Linked DNA regions of Homo sapiens: region 2 is linked to region 1. The links are chromatin contacts, found by Hi-C in ENCODE. All regions are on one chromosome and are shown on one strand. The core of a region is the stretch at or near the end of the contact, and the rest is flanking DNA. Distances in the headings are between cores, read along the strand shown. Region 1 holds the start of OCIAD1-AS1 (OCIAD1 antisense RNA 1). Region 2 has its middle 37 kb from the start of OCIAD2.

Region 1 (3,740 bases), core at 591-3,090:
TACTTTAAGTCATTTATAGATTACTTGTAATGCCTAATGTAAATGCTATGTAAATAGTTATTACAATGTATTGTTTGGGAATAACAAGAGTTCAGTACAGACAACCATCCATTTCTCTCCCTCAAATATTTTCAATCTGCAGTTGATTGAATCTGCAGATACGGAACCCACAGATACGAAGGGTCACTGTACACCAATTTTTCTTTTTAACATAATATCAGTCTCTGTGATGTATACCAAATTTTTATTGTTTTAGAATTTACAAATTCTTTAAAAATGCTTTTTAAGGCATTTACCTATTTACTATATTATCAATTTATCTACATAAATCACATTCATTATATTTTTATTTTTTTAGACACAGGGTCTCACTCAGTCGCACAGGCTGGAGTTCAGTGGTGTGACCACAGCTCACTGCAACCCAGAACCACTGGGTTCAACTGATCCTCCCAACTCAGCCTCTTAAGTAACTAGGACTACAGGCACACGACACCATCGCCAGCTAATTTTTATTTTTTTGTAAAGACAGGGTCTCGCTTTGTTGCCCAGGCTGGTCTCAAACTCCTGGACTCATGCAATCCTCCCACTTCGGCCTCCCAAAGTGCTGGGATTACAGGCATGAACCACTGCCCACTGCCTCCAGCCATATTATAGATTTATAGCCATATTATAGCCATATTATAGAAATATTATAGATGACTTTATTTCCTATACCTACATGATTATAACTAGCTTAAAAATAAATCAATAAATTACAAACAATAAAACCATAAAATCAAGGAAGATGAGGGCTGTTGCATGTTCCTTTACATTTTATTTGCCATAAACATTAAGATAATACAGAAAATACTGGAGAAAAAAAGCTTTTTAATAATTTCTTGATGCAAAGCTTCACACTTAAAAATTATGCTTGCTCCCCCCATCCACCCCAATTCAACATGCAGATATCATTTATTTTCTTATATGCTGATTCTAGAGCATTGTAATCTCGACGGTTTTTTAAGAGTTATCTTTGCCCTTGCAACAATTTCACAAACTGTATACAATCATGGTATAATACCATCATTCAAATGAATCCCTAAGGTGAGTACATTTACACAATATTAACACTAAAAATCTGTGTTTTTTTAAAACACCATAGAAGTCAAACCACAAAAACCCAGGATCTTGTTTTAAATGTGTTTATGAAGACTGCTGCTGAGCTCAAAGCATGCAGGTAATCATGACCACCTAGATGAAGCTGGATGTTGAAACTCCTTCATGTCCAATGATGTAATTTTTCACTCATCCCAAGTATCTCCATACTTGTTTACTTTGACTAGGAAAAAAGCATAAATAATTGATGATTCCAAGCAATAATAAGTAAAAGACATTATTTTAAGTTTGTTGCTATGATGAAAAGTTATGTTTCTCTCTCATTTGAATAAAAGCACATGAGAGTCAAATTATAATTACAAAAAGGGGATGACCAGACTTTTGTGAACTTGGGGTTGGACAAATGCATTGTATCTAGAATTTTACATAAATAGTTAGTCCTCATAACAAACTTCTAAACACAATTCTCATTTTAATGGTGAGAAAAAAGATTAGTAACTTGCCCAAGGTACAAGCCCTAACAAGAACTGAGATTTGAGTATAGGTCTGTTTAGATCCAAAGCCTAGGTACCTTTACATCTTTACCATACTACCTAAGTGTGGCACATATTAAGCCATATACAAAAAAAAAAAAAAATAGTGGGAAATAATAAAACAAACATTTGAATTTTCGTTTTTCACAAAAAATACAGCAGTAGAAATGGTCAAGTGTTCAAGTTGTAATTAATTCAATCTTCTCTCTCAGGGCTGTAAATACTACTATAAGAAGAAAATACTACTACATTTTACAGGTACTCTATATTTTACATTTTAAAACATGCTCCGCTGTCTATTCTACTCCTTTACTTTTTTGCTTCTCTTCCACATAGCTTCTGTCTGTGAGTAATCATAACAATATAAAGCAGCAGTTATCACAGTGTGGACTCTTCAGGGAATACATGAAGTCAAAATTATTTCATTATTATACTAAGACATTATATATCCTTATGTTTCACATTTTGCCTTTTCCCCTTGCTCTCATTCCCTCATGAGTATATGTTACATGGTTTTCTAGAAGCTACAGGATGTGTGGTGACATTGCTCTGGCAGCTAATGGAATATGTGCTTGAATTTTTTAAATTTCTGGGTCTTAATTTCTAATTAGATAAATATCAACCACATAAGCTAAAGGTGAAAACTTTAAGTGACACTTTCTGACCATGTGAATCTACCCTGTACTAATTTCAACAATAATTCAGAAAATGACTGAAACTATTTCATAACAAGTCTTTTCTTTAAATTATATAAAGCACACAAAAAACCAGCTTTTCCCAAAAAAAGAAAAAATCATTTCACATTCTTGTGTCATGTAACAGAACTTGAAGACTTCAGTCAAAAATCAAAAATGTCAAAATCCAGCAAATGTTAAAGGTCTACCAAATTTCCTTTCTTAACCTCTATTACCATAGAAGCCTAAACCAAAATACTCAATTTCTGATACAGTGTAAAGTACTATGCTATGCAGACAATAATAGAAAAGATTACAAAAATGAGAAAAATATTACTTTCTGCCCTCACAGAGCTTACAATCTAAATCCTCAAATTAATTAGCAGGACAAAGTACCGACAAGTCTTTACATATTACAGAGCAATGGCCACTAGATGCAGTTTATGCTAAATGTTGTTTGATGACAAACATTCAAAAGTATGGTACATCCCTAATTCATTTCAAAGGTAGATTTTTTTTACATCAATAATATGATGCAGATATTATCTATCATTGTTATAAAAACAGAACTCCAAACGAAGCAACCGCTAATGATTAAAAATAAAATTAGCTCTAAAAAATGACCATAACAACAAATACTAAGGACTTTCATGTATTTTTGCATTCTTTGTGGCATATGACCTTCAAGAAGGTACCAAAGACCTATTATTTCCATTTTTAAAGTAGTAAATAGAAAATCTTGAAACAATGACACATACTCTGAAATTCCTTAAGAGAAAATCATAAAACCCTATACTGAAATAGCTATAAAACCCTATTCGAATGTCCTCTTCCTTTAGAGGTAAACTTGTATCAAAAAATTTACTTTGGCTAATGTATAGCTATTCCAAAAAGACTTAAAAGAAACCAGGATTTAAAAATTCATCTTTAAGAAATGCCTTAGAAGCTGGCATATAACTCTTTCAAATTCACAAATGTACAAGAAAGGTCAGGCACAGTGGCTCCCACCTATAATCCCAGCATTCTGGGAGGCCAAGGTGAAAGGACTGGTTGAGCCCAGGAGTTTGAGACCAGCCTTGGCAACATAGGGAAAAACCCACTGCACCAAAAAAAATTTTTAACAGCCAGGGATGGTGGCATACAACTGTAGTCCCAGCTACTCAGGAAGCTGAGGTAGGAGGACTGCTTGAACCCAGGAGGTCAAGACTGCAGTAAGCCATGATTACACCACTGCACTCCAGCCTGGGTGACAGAATAAAACCATCTCAAAAAGAAAAAACAAACAAACAGAACAAAAAAACACGAGAAAAACCCAAATGTACAAGAAAATCAATCTCATTACTCAATCATTCTGTGGTTAGGCCACAAGTGGTATTACAGCGCAACGCCAACCTCAGGTCACTACAGCAACTTATGCGATAGATGTATCATTAGGAAA
Region 2 (3,740 bases), core at 391-2,890, 84 kb before region 1:
ATTAAAGGTGATTGTTCCTGTTTTGTTCGCTTTATAAAAAGTCTAACAAGATTTCTAAATTTAACATAAAGGCTTTAAAACTAAGTTTTGCTGGGCGCGATGGCTCACGCCTATAATCCCAGCACTTTGGGAGGCTGAGGCGGGCAGATCACAAGGTCAGGAGATCAAGACCATTCTGGCTAACACGGTGAAACCCCGTCTCTACTAAAAATACAAAAATTAGGCGGGCGTGGTGGCAGGTGTCTGTAGTCCCAGCTAGTCGGGAGGCTGAGGCAGGAGAATGGCATGAACCCGGGAGGCAGAGGTTGCAGTGAGCCGAGATCGTGCCACTGCACTCCAGCCTGGGCAACAGAGCGAGACTCCGTCTCAAAAAAAAAAAAACTAAATTTTAATATTTGTAATTTCTTTTAAATTTTTAATTTTAAGTACAAACAAGAAAATCCTAAAAATAGTTCTTTCCTGACAAAAAGACCCCTCCCTGAGCATTTTTTTAAAATGTAGGTGATAGATAATGTGACTAGGAATGCTTCCCAAACTTTTTCAAGGACTCTGGAAGGATGGGAGATTATTTAAGTGGCCAGCTGCAAACATATATTTGCTTTGACATCTGAAATATTATCTTTAAAAATAAATTTTGTACTCCATTCCATATTAACACTGTACTCTGAACAGACCCAAGATGGTACAATTGCTCATCTATTTAATATGAAAATATTTTCCCTAAACACCTTCCAAGTACCTTACAAGTACCCTTGCTAGAGAAGCAAAAGCTTAGACCATGAGCCCAGCTCAGCCGGAGAATATGATTCTTATGACACATGCTAACAGGTATTCTCCAGCCCCACCGCCCACCTCTCTATCTCCACCCCAGGGTTACTATTGTGAGAAAGCTGCCTTTCAGATGCCTTGAGATCTTAGATCTTTTGTATAGCAAAGAGGGAGTTCAAAATAAGCCAGCCCTCCCACCTCCCATTTCCTGCCACTGTTAGAGCCCTTCAAATGAGCTTGGGTTTCTCTGGTTTGCACTGGAAACCACCTGTGCTGGTTATTAAGGTACTGTTTCTCAGCTCCAAACCTGCCTTGCATAAACTGCTTTGCGATACTCTGGCTGAACTTGGCCAAAAAAAAAAAAAAAAAAAATCTGTTCTTTGGCCTGCTTGCTACCCTATTCGGTCCTGCCAATAGGGGGCACTAGAGAGGCTGCAAGATTAGCAGGACACTTGTTGCAGACTCCAGCTTTTGTCAACATACCCGGAGCCAGCCTCATTTTACCCTCGCAGTGGTGCCAGCACCACCCGGATATGGCTTCCTCCTCAGGGATCTGCATCCCAGCTCCAAGAGGCTCCTCCTCGAAATTTCTAGATTAAAATAATCCCAGCAACTTCCTTTTGTTCCCGCAGCCCTATGGAGCGGTAGCTACTTCTTGTGGTTATTTCTCTGTTCACACCGGTGTTCCCTTTGCTCCTTTAGCCCTCCAACACCGATTTCTCACATTATCTTCTGTCTGTTGTAGTAGCCAATGTGGTTTCTGCTTTCCTGACTAGATTCTGACTCATACATTAGATTCCACTCCCTGTTGTCCACTCCCTTTGTCCCATTGATCCAGGCTCACAAGGAGAAAGGGGGAGTCGCCTCAGGCTCGAGGCCTACATTGAATCCATCCTCATTGCCCAGCCATGGTCTGTGGGCACTTGGCAGCAAGCCCCAGTGTGTAGGGTGGTGCTCTGTTTGTTTTAATACTGCCATAGAGAAGTACTTTCTGGGCTTGGCGCCGTGGCTCATGCCTGTAATCCCAGCATTTTGGGAGGCAGAGGAGGGAGATCCCTTGAGTTCAGGAATTTCAAGCTGCAGTTGAGCTATGATCATGTCACAGCACTCCAGCCTGGATGACATAGGGAGATCTTGTCTCTAAAACAGAATATATATATATATTTATATATATATTATTTATATATATTTATATATATATTATTTATATATATTTATATATATATTATTTATATATATTTATATATTTTTTATATATTTATATATATTTATATATTATTTATATATATATTTATATATATTTATATATATTTTTATATATATTTTTATATATTTCTATATATATTTATATATATTTATATGTATATTTATATATATTTATATGTATATTTATATATATTTTTATATATATTTATATATATTTATGTGTATATATATTTTAAGAAAAGTTCTTTCTGTATATCTTTGGATGTACAATAAATTTCTCATTCAAAAACCCATATATTCTATTTAGAAGAATGCCTGAGAAGAATCTTATAAAAGTCCCTGAACTCATATTTTCATAAAGATTCTGTTCTTCCTGTCTTATGTTTATACCTCATTTGAATCTCCCAACAAATCCATGAGGGAGGTGGGGTGGGCACATCATCTCCATGACCAGGGAGAACCTGAGAGGGAGCTCCCTCTGCTGTCTGCTCTCACCTGGACCAACTAGTGGCAGAACTGAATCTCTTTATTTCTTCTCTCTTCTGTCTCCAACATGTGCTTAACACAATGGTTTTTCTATTAATTTTCTACCGATGCATGACAAATGCCACAAATGTAGTGGCTTAAAACAACACCCATTTATTAGCTTGCAGTTCTGTCCATCACATGTCCAGCACAGAGTGGCTGGGCTCTCTGCTCTGATATCCCAATGGTGAAATCAAGGTATCCGCTGGGCTGACACTGAGGAAAATTCATTTCCAAGATCATTCTTGCCATTGGTAGAATCCAGTTCCTTGCAGCTGTAGCCTGAGGTCCCCATTTCTTTGCTGTCTGCCAGGCAGGTGCCACTCTCCATTCCTAAAGACTGCTCAAGTTCCTTGTCATCCCTTCATCTTCAAGCCAGCAACAGCACATCGAATCCTCCTTGTACTTCTAACCTCTGATCTCTTCTTCTGCCATCAGTCAAAGAAAACTCTCTCCTCTTAAAGAGTTCATGTGCTGGGTACAGTGAATCACACCTGTAATTCCAGCAGTTTGAGAGGCCAAGGCAGGAGGATCACTTGAGCCCAGGAGTTCGAGACGAGCCTGGGCCACACAGCCAGACCCCCATTTCTACAAAAAAAAAAAAAAAAGGAAGGAAGGAGGGAGGGAGGGAGGGAAAGAGAAGGAAGGAAGGAAGGGAGAGAGAGAGAAAGAAAGCAAGAAAGAAAAAGAGAGAGAAAAAGAGAAGGAAGGGAGGGAGGGAAGGAGAGAGGAAAGAAAGGAAAGAAAAGAAAGAAAGAAGGAAAGAAAAGAAAGAAGAGAGAGAGAAAGAGAGAGAAGGAAGGAAGGAAAGAAGGAAAGAAGGAAGGAAGGAAGGGAGGGAGGGAGGGGGGAGGAAGAGTTCATGTGATTAGGTCAGGCTCCAGGCTTGCTGGGATAATCTCCCTATTTTAAGAGGAACTATGCTTATAACATAATCTAATCATGGGAGTAAAATCCACCAAATTCACAGTCCTGGGATTATGCAGGTCTTGTGCACCACAGGTGAGAAATCTTGGTGGCTTCTTAATTCTGCATACCACAGGACTTGTTTCCCATGGTGTTTTCTGCAGACTCCACCATCAGAATAGCTGAAGATAATGCATTAAAAATGAAGATTCTTTGGTTCAAACACAGACCTCTGAATCAATCTCCAGGAGACTGGATCTAAGAATCTGCACCTAACACAAACTTCTCACATGATTCTGATGCTCAAGAAAATTGGAGAACCTAGAATTTCAGAG

Evidence for each region. Hi-C counts contacts between places; a loop is a spot of excess contacts on that map.
Region 2: a loop to region 1 is called in a map with no recorded cell type, with 2.2 times the contacts of the local background. The contact joins the enhancer-like site here to the promoter of OCIAD1-AS1 in region 1. A Hi-C loop is called at or near these places in 2 of 168 maps with a recorded cell type or tissue (GM12878 and endothelial cell of hepatic sinusoid) and 2 of 37 single-sample maps with no recorded cell type.

The regions. Positions count from the first base shown.
Region 1 is chr4:48,858,303-48,862,042 of GRCh38, reverse strand. It overlaps OCIAD1-AS1 (OCIAD1 antisense RNA 1), which reads left to right and starts at 1,840. Exons shown (of 2, transcript NR_146806.1): 1 at 1,840-1,886. It overlaps OCIAD1 (OCIA domain containing 1), which reads right to left. Exons shown (of 9, transcript NM_017830.4): 9 at 228-1,318. The coding sequence ends at 1,281.
Region 2 is chr4:48,942,296-48,946,035 of GRCh38, reverse strand. No RefSeq gene overlaps it. Among named protein-coding and RNA genes, the nearest start is that of OCIAD2, 37 kb to the right of the region's middle. Within about 2 kb of position 1,640, at least 5 of the 41 ENCODE cell types and tissues checked have a DNase peak (open chromatin) inside an H3K27ac peak, as active enhancers do.